Regions from separate parts of the Homo sapiens genome. Here region 2 is linked to region 1. The links are chromatin loops, found by intact Hi-C in ENCODE. Cell type or tissue: heart right ventricle. All regions are shown on one strand.

Evidence for each region. Peaks named below come from ENCODE experiments on the same cell type or tissue, not always from the same donor. Only the 100,000 strongest peaks of a DNase experiment are listed, where the experiment ranks them.
Region 2: it touches region 1 in a loop (2.1-fold over the local background); 4 of 110 quality-filtered maps call a loop at or near these places.

What each region holds. Positions count from the first base shown.
Region 1 is chr2:86,588,179-86,596,178 of GRCh38, forward strand. The region is part of intron 3 of RNF103-CHMP3 (RNF103-CHMP3 readthrough); the gene reads right to left. All of the region lies in intron 5 of CHMP3-AS1 (CHMP3 and RNF103 antisense RNA 1), which reads left to right. Among named protein-coding and RNA genes, the nearest start is that of CHMP3, 29 kb to the left of the region's middle. In heart right ventricle, no CTCF peak of the experiment used is centred here; a DNase peak (open chromatin) is centred at 4,849; H3K27ac peaks cover 3,771 bases.
Region 2 is chr2:86,541,386-86,549,385 of GRCh38, forward strand. It overlaps RNF103-CHMP3 (RNF103-CHMP3 readthrough), which reads right to left. Exons shown (of 8, transcript NM_001198954.1): 4 at 867-927. It overlaps CHMP3 (charged multivesicular body protein 3), which reads right to left. Exons shown (of 6, transcript NM_016079.4): 2 at 867-927. Among named protein-coding and RNA genes, the nearest start is that of CHMP3-AS1, 17 kb to the right of the region's middle. In heart right ventricle, no CTCF peak of the experiment used is centred here; no DNase peak of the experiment used is centred here.

The DNA of each region.
Region 1 (8,000 bases):
AGGGAAACCTCTGTACCTTCTCTCTTTTGCTGTGAACCTAAGAGCTCTAAAAAAAGTTCTAATTTTAAAAAACTTTGAAATCTAGTATAATGGAAGAATGGATTAGAGCTGGGGGAGGCAATCAGCAGTCTGCCTTGGATGCCTGTGGGTCATCCAAGTGAGATGTCCAGCAGATAGTCTATTTGCAGATCTGGTATTGAATAGAGTGTTCTGGACTACAGATGTAGATTCAGTATGTGGGAGTCAAAGACATGAGTATTGATGAAATCACCCAAATTGATTAAAAACTGGAACAGAACTCTAGGAAAACAATAACTCTGAAGAAGCAAGGGAGGAAGAAAATTCCAGGAAGGAAATTATGAAGGGAAGATCAGAGAAGTAGGTGAAAATCAGGTAGAGTAGTACCACAGAAGTTCAAGGGAAAGGAATTGCAAGGAGGAAATGCTTAACAGAGTCACCATAGGCAGAGAGCTAAAGTAATATAAGTAAGAAAATGCATTCACTGGATTTAACTATTAATTCAATTAGATATAATCCAATTAATATAGGAAGAATAAATAAATGACTGTTAAATTAAGTATTAAAGGCCTAACAGTTAAATAATGGAAACAAAAGGGCAGATTAGGGCAATGGAAGAGGGTGATTTTTAGTGAGGATATAGCTGAAACAAGGTTGGCTATGAGTCGATAATTGTTGAAGTTGAGTAGATGGGAATTAATCATATTAATCTCTCTACTTTTGTATATAATTGAAATTTCCTAAGAAAAAAAAAAGATTTAAAAAACCTTCTTCCTCCTAAAAAAGGAAAGCCACAGATTGGGAGAAAACATTTGCAATACATATATTTGACAAAGCACTCATATCTAAAATATGTACATAACTCTTATAATTCAATAAGAAAAAGATAGACAGAAACCCAATAGAAAAATGGGCAAAAGATTTTAACAAGCACTTCCCAAAAGAGGTTTTTCAAATTACTAATAAACATGACAACGGTTTTAGCCTCATTAGTCATTGGAGAAGTGCAAATTTTTCCGTTTGTTTTAACTTTTATTTTAGGTTCAGGAATACATGTGCAGGTTTGTTGTATAGGTAAATTCATGTCGCGGGGGTTTTGTTGTACAGATTACTTCATCACTTAGGTACTAACAAGGACGCAATAGCTATTTGTTCTGCTTCTCTCCCTCCTCTCACCCTCCACCTTCAATTGGTCCCTAGTGTCTGCTGCTCCCCTCTTTGTGTCCATGAGTTCTCATCATTTAGTTCCCACTTGTAAGAGAGAACATGCAGGATTTGGTTTTTTGTTCCTGCATTAGTTTGCTAAGGATAATGGCCTCCAGCTCCATCCATGTTTCTGCAGATGACATGATCTCATTTTCTTTTGTTTTTTGTTTTGTTTTGTTTTGGTTTTTTTGAGACAGAGTCTTGGCTCTGTCACCCAGGCTGGAGTGCAATGGCGCAATCTTGGCTCACTGCAACATCTGCCTCCTGGGTTCAAGCGATTCTCCTGCCTCAGCCTCCTGAGTAGCTGGGACTACAAGCACATGCCACCATGCCTGGCTAATTTCTGTATTTTTAGTAGAGACAGGGTTTCGCCATGTTGGCCAGGCTGGTCTCAAACTTCTGACCTCAGATGATCCTCCCGCCTCGGCCTCCCAAAGTGCTGGAATTACAGGTGTGAGCCACTGTGCCAGCCGATCTTGTTCTTTTTTATGGCTGCATAATATTCCATGGTCTACATGTACCACAATTTTTTTTATCCAATCTGTCACTGATGGTCATTTAGGTTGATTCCATGTCTTTGATATTGTGAATAGTGCTTCAATGAACATGTGTCTTTATGGCAGAATGATTTGTATTCTTCTGGATATATAACCGGTAATGGGATTGCTGGGTTGAATGGTAGTCCTGTTTTTAACTCTTTGAGAAATCACCATACTGCTTTCCACAATGACTGAAATAATTTATACTCCCACCAACAATGTATAAATGTTCCCTTTTCTCTGCAACCTTGCCAGCATCTGTTATTTTTTGACTTTTTAATAATAACCATTCTAACTGGTGTGAGATGGTTTGGTGGTTTTGATTCACATTTCTCTAATGATCTGTGATATTAAGCTTTTATTCATATGCTTGTTGGACATACGTATGCCTTCTATTGAAAATTGTCTATTCATGTCCTTTGCCCACTTTTTAGTGGGGTTTTTTTTCTTGTAAATTTGTTTAAGTTTTTTATAGATGCTGAATATTAGACCTTTGTCAGATGCATAGTTTGCAAATGGTTTCTCCTATTCTGTAGGTTGTTTGTTTACTCTGTTGATAGTTTCTTTTGCTATGCAGCTCTTAAGTTTAATTAGATCCCATTTGTCAACTTTTGCTTTTGTTATCTTTGTCCTGAAATCTTTGCCTGTTCCTGTGACCAGAATGGTATTGCCTAGGCTGTCTTTCAGGGTTTTTATAGTTTTGGGTTTTACATTTAAGTCTTTAATCCATCTTGAGTTGATTTTGGTATATGGTGTAAGGAAGGGGTCCAATTTCAATATTCTGCATATGGCTAGTCAGTTATCCCAGCACCATTTATTGAATAGGGAGTCTTTTCCTCTTTGCTTGTTTTTGTCAGCTTTGTCAAAGATCAGATGGTTGTGGGTGTGTGGTCTTATTTCTGGGCTCTCTATTCTGTTCCATTGGTCTATGTGTCTATTTTTGTAACAGAACCATGCTGTTTTGGTTCCTGTAGCCCTGTAGTATAGTTTGAAGTCAGGTAATGCGATGCCTCCAGCTTTGTTATTTTTGCTTAGGATTGCCTTGGCTATTCGAGCTCTTTTTTGGTTCCATATGAATTTTAAAATAGTTTTTTTCTAGTTCTGTGAAGAATGTCATTGGTAGTTTGATAGGAATAGCATTGAATCTGCATATTGCTTTGGGCAGTATGGCCATTTTAATGATATTTTTCTTCCTATCCATGAGCATAGACTGTTTTTCCATTTGTTTGTGTCAGCTCTGATTTCTTTGAGCAGTGTCTTGTTATTCTTATTGTAGAGATTTTCCACCTTCCTGGTTAGTTGTATTCCTAGCTACTTTTTTCTTTTTGTGGCAGTTGTGAATGGGATTGCGTTCCTGATTTGGCTTGTGGCTTGGTTCGTGTTGGTGTATAGGAATGAGAAATGCAAATTAAAACCACAAAGAGATATACCTCTATACAGTCACCAGAAATGCTAATATGAAAAAATATATGTAACATCAAATGTTAGTAAGAATATGAAACACTGGAACTCTCTTATACCACTGAAGAAAATGTAAATTGGTACAACTACTTTAGAACACTATTCGTGTTTACCAGAAATGAACATAGCACACTCAATAACGCAACACCCTCAAGAGAAATGTGAATATATATGAACCAAAATTATATACAAGAATATTCATAGAAGTAGTCTTTTTTGTCTTACTGTTTTTATTTTTTTATATTTATTTATAGTAGTACTATTTGTAATTGCCAAAAACTGAAAATAAGCTAGATTGCTCACCACAATATAATGAATAACTATAAATTGTGGTGTGTTCATACAATTCTACACAGTACTGAAGATGAACAAGCTACTACTACATATGACAGAGATGAACCTCACAATTGTAAATAAAAGAAACTGTAGGCAAATGACTATATCCTACATGATTTAAATTGTATAACACTTAAAAAGAGGCAAAACGAATCTATGAATGTAGAAGTTATCATAGAGATTACATTTGGGGAGAAATGTGAAGGTAGAACCTCCCTCTGGTTCCTTCTGAATGTGACAATTGTTCTGTTTCTTTATCTGGGTGATGGGTTACATGAGGGTGTTGACTTTGTGACAAATTAATATTCTTCATATTTGAAACTTGTATACTTTTACGAAGACATATTTCCCTTCAATGAAAGCTTTAACTAAAGGAATAAAATAATGTATTTTCCCTAGATGGCTGGAAATGGTCAAACAAGAGTTGGTGAGGATGCTGCACATTTGTTCCATCCCTTTCCTGTCCCAGCCCTCTCCTTTTTAGCTAATGAATACATGCTACGAGGCATCAAAAGCTCTTTCCACTTCCTACATGTGGTTTGCCCTATAGGAATATTATTTCAGAAAACACTACTACTCCATTCAGACTGTGGAATAACTCTCAGATAACATGTAGCTTATAGTTAACACCACATGTTCCTTGACTAAAAAATCCAAGCTGCTTGAACAAAATCTAGGACTCTGAAGACATGTTTTTCCAGAATAGGTTAATCAGATACATTCCTGCTTAGGTTAAAGGAATACAACTGAATGAGTTACTGCAGGCTTTTCTCATCCTTAGAAATCTTTGAAATTGTAAAGGGTCTTTAATTTCTGCATAGCCCAATCTAGTGCATAGTATGCAACAAACTCTCTTTTGCTTTGGTAGTGTTACCTCTCATCCTTTTCATGCTTTGGTAGTATTACTTCTCATCCTTCCCATAGCCACAGAAATATAGCAAAGTCTGTGTAAATCTGCCCTTGTTCAGTAACAGCAGAGAGTATGCTTGGCTGAAGCAGAAGAAAGCTGCTCTCTTGCCTCCTGTTCCCTTTTTTGGAGATGTTCAGGGTAGTAAAATGAGTTCAGTGCTGAACTCATGAGGATGATCTTTACTACCTTACATTCACAGGTTTCTCTCTAAATAAAAATCCTGGTTAACTATGAGCCATTTTGATGAATAATGGAAATATATTTCAGAGCAAGTAGGTTCTATTAGAACTAGCTTTTTAAAAAAGATAAACTCCTGACTCATCCTGCCTCCCAAAGATGATGACTGGGAAGTGTCCAACAAAGTGTCCAGATCTGGGCTTTCAGCACTTGCTCTTGCTGCGTTGCCAGCTCACTGCTCGCTTTTCTGTGGATCCTGGCAGGTGGAATGTTTATAGATTTTTGCAAATGTAGCATGCCTTTTGTCAGATGATAAGTGTGCCAATTTGTAACCGGGACATAAAAGATCTAAATTCATAGAGAAAATTGTACTAAATGACCTTCACATTTGCTTCTGACACTCAGATTCTATTATTTTAAACAGAAAAACTGTAAGAATCACATTCTTTTTTTTCCTCACTAAACAAACCTAGGTGCTTTTAAAGCAAAGCAATATACGTCAAGATTGGTCACCAAGTCCACCACATTCAAAACTAATAAGTAATTTTAACAAGATGGTTTTAAAATTCCAAGACATTGCCATGTTTGACATTTTGAGAGGTATCTCTTACCTAAGCCTCTGGCAACAAAGCTAGGAGTCAGCTTGAGGAATTCTGTTCCAGAAACCTACTGTTTTAGCCACTTGGCTCAGAAATTAAGTGAAAATAAATGAAGAGCACTTAAACCATAAAAATAAAAGCTACCCTGAAAATATCAAGAAGTTCTAATTTTCCTTTTGCTGTGCCTGAAACCCTACTACTTCATCTTTGTGAAAGGACCTCACAAAACCAAGTTACGCATGTGGAAACGTGGCCCAAGACTCTGTTTTGTCAATAAATAGACAGCATTCTCAAAGCAACTTCCCCAATGAAAAGAGCTCACATAATTTTAGAACAGTAGTGACACTAAATACACACTGCATGTGAACATCATTTTTATATTATACAACTGATGGCATGGTTTAAGGCAAAATTGGTGAGACTGTTAGGCCATTAACCTTTTTTTTTTTTTTCTTCCCATGTTCAAGCAATTCTCCTGCCTTAGCCCCACAAGTATCTGGGACTACAGGCATGCGTGCCACCATGCCTGGCTAATTTTTGTATTTTTTAGAGATTGAGTTTCACCATGTTGCCCAGGCTGGCATTGAACTCCTGAGCGCAAGCGATCTCCCCACCCCAGCCTCCATTAACCTTTTATAAGGGAATCTAGGAACAAGATTTCTGTCCTTCTCACTCCACCCCCCAAAATGAGTTTTCCTAGAAACAGAAACTTTTCACTTTGCCAAAACATTTCAAAGTTAATTGTTTCGAATTTTATAAAATGAATCTTCCTGACTTCTTGTGCAGATGATACTGGTAAAATATTTTTCTTGGTGACACAGAATCATTGTCGGCAAGATAGTGACATTCTTTCAAGACATTATTTGTTACTGCACTACCTGGCCACAAACTACTGTCTTTTGTTTTGTTTCTTCATAACTTCCATCCTTTACACCAAAGTTTGTAACTATGACCTCTTTGGCCTGCCTCTGGCACGCCCCTCCCTTACTCCATAGCTTCTATAGGTGTGACTCCTGAAGACTGGGAAGCCAGATCAACAAGCTCATTGAAATCTATGCAAAGTAAAAATAAATTCTCTCTGGCTCCTCATTCATTCAGTAGATGCTTATGAATAAGAAAACGTCTGCATGCCTTTGACATCTCTTTAGGTGCTTCTCTATTTTCAAGCTTACTTTTGTTCTTCATTATTAGATAAATAGGCTATAAATTTAGTTAAGTATCCTCTATGTCAACACAAAGAGTGTATTTTAAAAGAGACTGTAAATAAGAGTATTCAAAAACCATTTAACGTCTAATGTAAGGAGTCTACTATCCCATTATGCACATAAACAAAGGGAACTTGACAGTAATAAGTGTCAGGGATACCTTGTTTTACTGCATTTCACCTTACTGTGCACCACAGATACTGTGGGTTTTTTCTTTTTTTTCAGATGGAGTTTTGCTGTTGTCACCCAGGCTGGAGTGCAATGGCACGATTTCTGCTCACTGTAACCTCCACCTACCGGGTTCAAGCAATTCTCCTGCCTCAGCCTCCCGAGTAGCTGGGATTACAGGTGCGTGCCACCATGCCCAGCAATTTTTTTAAATTTTTATTTTTAGTAGAGACAGGGGTTCACCACGTTGGCCAGACTGGTTTCGAACTCCTGACCTCAGGTGATCCACCCACCTCGGCCTCCCGAAGTGCTGGGATTACAGGCGTGAGCCACTGCGCCTGGCTAGATACTGTGCTTTTTTTTTACAAATGGAAGGTTTGTTGTAATCCTGTGTCAAGCAATTCTATCAGTGTTATTTTTCCAACAGCATGTGGCTCACTTTGTGTCTCTGTGTCACATTTTGGTAATTCTAGCAATATATCAAACTATTTCACTATGATTATATCTGTTATGGTGATCTGTAATCCGTGATCATTGATGTTACTATCGTAACTGTTTTGGGGCATCATGAACTGAACCCATATAATACAAGGAACTTAATTGATAAATGCTGCATGTATTCTGACTGCTGCACTGGCCAGACATCTTCAATTAGGCCAATTAATAACCCTACAATGGCCTCTAAGTGTTCAAGTGAAAGAGTTGCAGGTCTCACATTAAATCAAAAGCTAGAAATGATTAAGATTAGTGAGGAAGGCATGTTGAAAACTGAGATAGGCTGAATGCTAGGTCTCTTGTGCCAAACAGCCAAGTCGTGAATGCAAAGGAAAGGTTCTTGAAGGAAATTTAAAGTGCTACTCCAGTGAATATATGAATGATAAGAAAATGAAACAGCCTTATTGCTGATATGAAGAAAGTTGTAGTGGTCTGGATAGAAGATCAAACTAGCTACAAAATTCCCTTAAGCCAAAGCCTAATCCAGAGCAAGGCCCCAACTCTCTTCAATTCTGAAGGCTGAGAGAAGTGAGGAAGCCGCAGAGGGAAAGTTGGAAGCTAGCAGAGGTTGGTTGATTCATGAGGTTTAAGGAAAGAAGCTGTCTCTGTAACGTAAAAGTGTAAGGTGAAGCTGTAAGTGCTGATGTAGAAGCTGCAGCAAATTATCCTGAAGATCTAGCTAAGATCACTGATGAAGGTGAGTACACTAAACAACAGATTTTCAGTGTAGGCAAAACAGCCTTCCATTGGAAGAAGATGCCATCTAGGACCTTCACAGCTAGAGAGAAGTCAACACCTGGTTTCAAAGCTTCAAAGGACAGGTTGACTCTCTTGTTAGGGGTTAATACAGCTGGTGACTTTAAGTTGAAGCCAATGCTCATTAACC
Region 2 (8,000 bases), 47 kb before region 1:
TTTCTCTGAGTATTTCCATTCTCTCTGATACTCGGCCCCACAAATTCCAGCCACTCCCTGAACCCTTATCTCTATTCTCAACCCAGTGAAACCACTATGCTCTGCTTGGAATGTCCTTCCATGGGCTATAATCCAGAAAGTATCTCCAAGCAGAATGACAGGGTCATATTAAGACTCTCTGTCTTTGTTTCTATTCTCTCAGTGATCACAACCCTGTACTGCCAGCTGCCCAATGTTTGAAAACAGCTGTTTCACAGATTTTTGTCCAGTTTTTTTCTCTCTTGCTTTGTCCAAATTTTTATTTACGATGAGAATGCAAGTTGAAAAGCAATTACTCCTTCATGGCTGGGAGTGGAATTTCCCTCTCCAATTCTTTTTAAAGAAAGTGATACTGGGATACCTTTATGATATTAACTCTTCTCCAATCATGAAAGTGTTAAAAACCTTAAAAGTTTTAAATATTACCATCCCTTTGCAAATCATCTTAAATGGTACTAAACAAAAAAAATCAACTTTATTTATAAACATACTGTCCTCAATTTACAGTCATGCTAAGATAGAGCAGTGACAATGAAATTGTATTTCTTACTTATGTATAATTTATTTAATTTGAATTCCATAAAAGGCATTTCTTTATAAGTAGCAAGAGGTTTCTTTTGCTCTTCCAAAATATAAAGTTTCTTCTAACTCATTATCTTTTTTTAATACTGATTACAGAATTAAAAAGCAAAATCAGTCAGACAGCTATAAATAACTGATATAGGAATAAACTATGTCTTATGATATATAAATGCAGTTTATTTTTATGAACTGAAGCAAAATATACCAAGAGGGTGAAAAATAGAAGACATAAAATGATAACTTACCCCTTATTTGCCTGTCAACAACTCTCATTTCCTTTCTTATCTTCAATGACCACTCATTGACCTGGGAAAATTTTTAGAAAAGGAATGAGGAGAAAAGCCGAAACTCCTAACTCAATCTAATTTAAGAATTTTGTATTAACTCCACATTTATTACAGACACAAAATTTAAAAAGCCATTTTCAAAGACAGAGCTTTAGGGTCAAATTTTACTTTTTTTTAATTTCACCTCTTTTTATTCACAGTGCACAGGAGTTTTAAGTTATTCAAAGATTCGTAGCCGAGGGCAGGCTGTAAGCAGCACTTTATATAAAACCTCGGAAAGAGTACGGTACTGTCTAGGTACACAAAGATTTGAAGAGGTCCAAGTGCACAGTTAGCTTTAAGAGCATCAGAAAATTTTCATCTTTCACAGGTAGTCATTTCAAAAACTACTCTGTCTGTGTCATGAGAACTCATCTTTCCCTTTTTCCCTTTAAAAATAATGCTTTTCCATTTTACAAAAGAAAAACATTCCCCTAACCTATGTCTCTTATTACCATGGTAGTTTCCTGACAGGCAAAAATTTCTGAAGCACTAAACATAGGGTGGACTGGAAATGCTGGTGGAGGTGTTGAGAAAGTAGTAAATTACTCTAATGATTACCAAATTATTATGCAAGTGAACTGTTTTCCAATTCTTCACGTTTCAAAAACACTGAAGGAAAACCTGAGTTATGAGTCAATTAATCATTAAAAGTCAATTTTATGCTAAATTACTATGTGCTTTTTAGTACATGACTCAGAAGCTCAAAAAACTGAGTGACACTGCTATAACTAAACTCCTTCCATTACCATTTTATTACATCAACAAGGTTTCTCAGCACTTGAGTCTGATAAATCATAAAACAGAACAGAATTTATGCTGAACCCTTGTAGCATTCATTCATGTAGCAGTCATCCATGGACATACAGACTAAATGGCATTTTTTAAAAGTCCATACCATTAGAAGATGAATTTCCAATAAATTTCATTTTTAATGTTTAATATTGAACAAAATCTGTAAAATATTTATTATGCAACAACAATTGTAATAATTTGTGAAAGTTGTCAGAATCAAAATGAAGTCACTAGTGTATTAAAAAATCTGACATATAGAGCTGGAAAGGCTAAGAGGGTTCTCACACTTGTATACCTAAACAAAACCTATCACAAAAGATTCTGCAAAAACCACAGCCTTGCTTGCTCAAAGGCACTGCAATCTTACACAAAAAATACTTCCACAAGGACATCTGCCCAGCAACTGCCTGTCCAAACTTGGACTGGCATCACTCTTGTTATTGACCTCTGTAGCCTATCATAATCATTTTAAAACAATTACATAATCCTCCTTTTCCCTTTAAAAATCTGTCTTCCTTTACGTCCTTGAATATATACATAGTTTACCACGGCAAGTACATTCCCACTGCAATGCTGTTGCCAAATAACCATCATTTTCTTCTAGGGAACCTCTCTCTGTTTTTTATTTAGGTTGACCAACTCCACTCAGAAAAAATACTTATGCACTTAAAACTGTGTGGTCATACAAGTTTTAAAAATCTAATCAGGTTTATGTACTTTTTTTGGAAGTGAAATTTATATAATTAACCATTTTAAAGTATACAATTCACTGGCATTTAGTGCATTTACAATGTCATACAACCACCACCTCCCTATACCCTTTAAATAATCTCTTCCTATCTCCCCCTCCCCAGTTCCCTGGCAACCACTAATTTGCTTCCTGTCTCTATGGGATTGCTTATTCTGAATATGAAAGGAATCACACAATGTGTTAACTTTTCGTTTCTGGTTTATTTAACATGATGTTTTCAAGGTGCCTCCATGTTGTAGCCTGTATCAGTACTTCAGTCCTTTTTATGGCTGGAAATTATTCTTTTATATGTGTATAACACAACTCGTTTATCCATTCAACTGTTAATGGAAATCTGGGTTGTTTACACCTTTTGGTTACCATTTCTACCACATCTCACCAATACCTGTTATTTTCTAATTTTTTTATGATAGCTGTCTGCTGAGTGTGAAGTGGTATCTCACTGTTTTGATTTACATTTTCTTTTTTTTTTTTTTTTAGTACTTATTGATCATTCTTGGGTGTTTCTCAAAGAGGGGGATGTGGCAGGGTCATAGGATAATAGTGGAGAGAAGGTCAGCAGATAAACACGTGAACAAAGGTCTCTGGTTTTCCTAGGCAGAGGTCCCTGAGGCCTTCCGCAGTGTTTGTGTCCCTGGGTACTTGAGATTAGGGAGTGGTGATGACTCTTAACGAGCATGCTGCCTTCAAGCATCTGTTTAACAAAGCACATCTTGCACCACCCTTAATCCATTTAACCCTGAGTTGACACAGCACATGTTTCAGAGAGCACCGGGTTTGGGGTAAGGTTATAGATTAACAGCATCCCAAGGCAGAAGAATTTTTCTTAGTACAGAACAAAATGGAGTCTCCTATGTCTACTTCTTTCTACACAGACACAGTAACATCTGATCTCTCTTTTCCCCACATTTGCCCCTTTTCTTTTTGACAAAACTGCCATCGTCATCATGGCCCGTTCTTGATGGTTGCTGTCTCTTCGGAGCTGTTGGGTACACTTCCCAGACGGGGCGACCGGGCAGAGGCGCTCCTCACTTCCCAGACGGGGCAGCCGGGCAGAGACGCTCACTTCCTAGACGGGGCGGCCGGGCAGAGGCGCTCCTCACCTCCCAGACGAAGGGCGGCCGGGCAGAGGCGCTCCTCACCTCCCGGACGAAGGGCGGCCGGGCAGAGGCGCTCCTCACCTCCCGGACGAAGGGCGGCCGGGCAGAGGCGCTCCTCACCTCCCGGACGAAGGGCGGCCGGGCAGAGGCGCTCCTCACCTCCCGGACGAAGGGCGGCCGGGCAGAGGCGCTCCTCACCTCCCGGACGAAGGGCGGCCGGGCAGAGGCGCTCCTCACCTCCCGGACGAAGGGCGGCCGGGCAGAGGCGCTCCTCACCTCCCGGACGAAGGGCGGCCGGGCAGAGGCGCTCCTCACCTCCCGGACGAAGGGCGGCCGGGCAGAGGCGCTCCTCACCTCCCGGACGAAGGGCGGCCGGGCAGAGGCGCTCCTCACCTCCCGGACGGGGTGGCCGGGCAGAGGCGCTCCCCACTTCCCAGACGGGGTGGCCGGGCAGAGGCGCTCCTCACTCCCCACTTCCTGGACGGGGCGGCCGGGCAGAGGCGCTCCTCACATCCCAGATGGGGCGACTGCCGGGCAGAGGCGCTCCTCACTTCCCAGACGGGGCGACTGCCGGGCAGAGGCGCTCCTCACTTCCCAGACGGGGCGACTGCCGGGCAGAGGCGCTCCTCACTTCTCAGATGGGGTGGCCGGGCAGAGGCGCTCCTCAGTTCCCAGACGGGGTGGCCGGGCAGAGGCACTCCTCAGTTCCCAGATAGGGCGGCCAGGCAGAGGTGCTCCTCACATCCCAGATGGGGCGGCTGGGCAGAGGCGCTCCTCACTTCTCAGACGATGGGTGGCCGGGCAGAGGCGCTCCTCACCTCCCAGATGGGGTGGCCAGGCAGAGGCGCTCCTCACTTCCCAGACAGGGCGGCAGGGCAGAGGCGCTCCTCACTTCCCAGACAGGGCGGCCGGGCAGAGCGGCTCCTCACATCCCAGAGGATGGGCGGCCAGGCAGAGACACTCCTCACTTCCTAGACGGGGTGGTGGCTGGGCAGAGGCTGTAATCTTAGTACTTTGGGAGGCCAAGGCAGGCGGCTGGGAGGTGGAGGTTGTAGCGAGCTGAGATCACGCCACTGCACTCCAGCCTGGGCAACGTTGAGCATTGAGTGAGCGAGACTCCGTCTGCAATCCCAGCACCTCGGGAGGCCGAGGCAGGCAGATCACTCGAGGTCAGGAGCTGGAGACCAGCCCGGTCAACACAGTGAAACCCCGTCGTCTCCACCAGAAATACAAAAACCAGTCAGGTGTGGCGGTGCGTGCCTGCAATCCTAGGCACTCGGCAGGCCGGAGGCAGGAGAATCATGGGAGCCCAAGGCAGGGAGGTTGCAGCGAGCTGAGATCACGGCAGTACAGTCCAGCCTCGGCAACAGAGGGAGACCCGAAGGGAGGGGAAGGGGGGGAGGGGGAGGGGGAGTAGGAGAGCTTGATTTACATTTTCTTAATGCCCAGTGAAGTTGGACTTTTTTTTTTTTTTTTGAGACGGACTTTCGCTCTTGTTGGCCAGGCTGGAGTACAGTGGCGCAATCTCAGCTCACTGCAACCTCCACCTCCAGCGTTTAAGTGATTCTCCTGCCTCAGCCTCCCAAGTAGCTGGGATTACAGGCGCTCACCACCACACCTGGCTAATTTTTGCATTTTCAGTAGAGACGGGATTTCACCACGTTGGCCAGGCTTGTCTACACCTCCTGACCTCAGGTAATCCACCTGCCTCAGCCTCCCAAAGTGCTGGGATTAAAGGTGTGAGCCACTGCACCCAGCCGAAGTTGGACATCTTTTCATGTGCTTGTTGGTCATTTGTATATCTCCTCTGGAGAATTGTTTATTCATATCTTCTGCCCATTTTTTAATTGAGTTGTCTGTTTGTTGGGTTGTATGAGTTCTTTTTACCTTCTGATAGTAGTAGACCCTTTACTGATATGGGATTTGCAAATATTTTCTCCCATTCAAGAAAGTCTTCTTTCTCAATAATGTCCTTTGAAACACAAGTTTTTAATTTTGAAAAAGTCCAGTTTATCTAAAGAATGTGTTTTCTGAACTTCTTCTTAAAGTCTCAGCTTAAATGTTACTTCAGGGAGACATTCCCTGACTCACAGAATAGGTTCAACCCTCCAGGCAGTACAACTGCACAGAACCCTATACCCCCACCTCTTTTGGAGAGCTCATTATACTTATGATTACTTACAAATATAGACTATAAGCTCCAGAAAGTCAAAGACCTTCTCTTATTCACCAAGCCCTTGCATAATGCCTGGCACAAAGGATAATAAATATCTGTTGAATTTGATTGCACGGAATACAAGATGTGATGGGACAAAAAATTTCAGCCATAAATAACACTTATGTAACAATCTTCAGAAACTTTCTATGTATGTTTTTAAATGTCAAAGAGTAAAAGTTTCATAAAATCTGTCAAAAAGAGAAATTCCTTCTAAACTTGTAAAATCAAAAGGGGCTTTGCAAAAAAGAAAAACTTACCTAAGAGAAATCTGAAGAACCAAAAGTATCCAGTCATGTCTCCGACCAGTGCTTCTCAACCTGAACTACACAAAAGTCAACTGGGAAACTTTAAAAATACTAATTTAACTGGGCCAGAGGTAGAGCCCAAATGACAGGTAGCATTTAAAATCTCTTCAGGTGACTATAATGTTATGTTAGAGTTAAGAAACACAGTCTAAGACAAAGAGCTCAAGAAAATGTATCAAGCAAGTCTCATAACTGTAAAGACTACTACAATAAAAGGAAATTTAAAACAGATGTAAAGAAAATTTGACAAATATTTATTTAGTGCCAATAGGATTTCAGTAGTAAATGAGGCCCTTATAATTAAGTAAAACAGAACATAACGTGTACAGAATAAAAAATCAACTAGTAAATTAGACAATATATTTGAAAACCACAAGGAACCTATAGAAAGAGTTTCACACTACCAAAATATTATCCTTTATTCAAATTCATTCACAGAGGTCTATTATATGCGAAACTAGGCAAAGGAAACTAACACCATTAAGAGGTTATTTTCCATGAACAATGCTGAGAGACAGCTTAAGACAAATAGAAAACAAAATGATTGAATTCCTGTTCCATCCTTCACTGAAATTCATTCTAGGTGGACTGAAGACATATGGAATGCAAAACTGTGGTGTTTTAAGAAGACAGTATAGGAGAATACATTTATGATTTCAGGTTAGAGGAGGAGTTCTCTTTTTTTTTTTTTTTTTTTTTAGTATTTATTGATCATTCTTGGGTGTTTCTCAAAGAGGGGGATGTGGCAGGGTCATAGGATAATAGTGGAGAGAAGGTCAGCAGATAAACACGTGAACAAAGGTCTCTGGTTTTCCTAGGCAGAGGTTCCTGCGGCCTTCCGCAGTATTTGTGTCCCTGGGTACGTGAGATTAGGGAGTGGAGATGACTCTTAATGAGCATGCTGCCTTCAAGCATCTGTTTAACAAAGCACATCTTGCACCACCCTTAATCCATTTAACCCTGAGTTGACACAGCACATGTTTCAGAGAGCACGGGGTTGGGGGTAAGGTTATAGATTAACAGCATCCCAAGGCAGAAGAATTTTTCTTAGTACAGAACAAAATGGTGTCTCCTATGTCTCCTTCTTTCTACACAGACACAGTAACCATCTGATCTGTCTTTCTTTTCCCCACATTTCCCCCTTTTCTTTTCAACAAAACCGCCATCGTCATCATGGCCTGTTCTCGATGGTCACTGTCTCTTCGGAGCTATTGGGTACACTTCCCAGATGGGGTGGCCGGGCAGAGGCACTCCTCACTTCCCAGACGGGGCAGCCGGGCAGAGGTGCTCCTCACCTCCCAGACGGGGCGGCCGGGCAGAGGCGCACCTCACTTCCCAGATGGGGTGGTGGCCGGGCAGAGGCGCTCCTCACATCCCAGACGATGGGCAGCCGGGCAGAGGTGCTCCCCACCTCCCAGATGATGGGCCGGGCAGAGGTGCTCCCCACCTCCCAGATGATGGGCAGCTGGGCAGAGGCGCTCCTAGCCTCCCAGATGGGGCGGCCAGGCAGAGGCGCTCCCCACCTCCCAGATGAAGGGCAGCCGGGCAGAGGCGCCCCCCACTTCCCAGACGGGGTGGCGGCCGGGCAGAGACGCCCCTCACCTCCCAGACGGGGCGGCCGGGAAGAGGCGCCCCTCACGTCCCAGACGGGGCGGCCGGGCAGAGGCGCCCACTTCCCAGACTGGGCAGCCGGGCAGAGGCGCTCCTCGCCTCCCAGACAGGGCGGCCGGGCAGAGGCGCTCCTCGCCTCCCAGACGGGGCGGCAGGGCAGAGGCGCTCCTCGCCTCCCAGACGGGGCGGCCGGGCAGAGGCATTTCTCACTTCCCAGATGATGGGCGGCCGGGCAGAGACGCTCCTCACTTCCCAGATGGGGTGGCGGCTGGG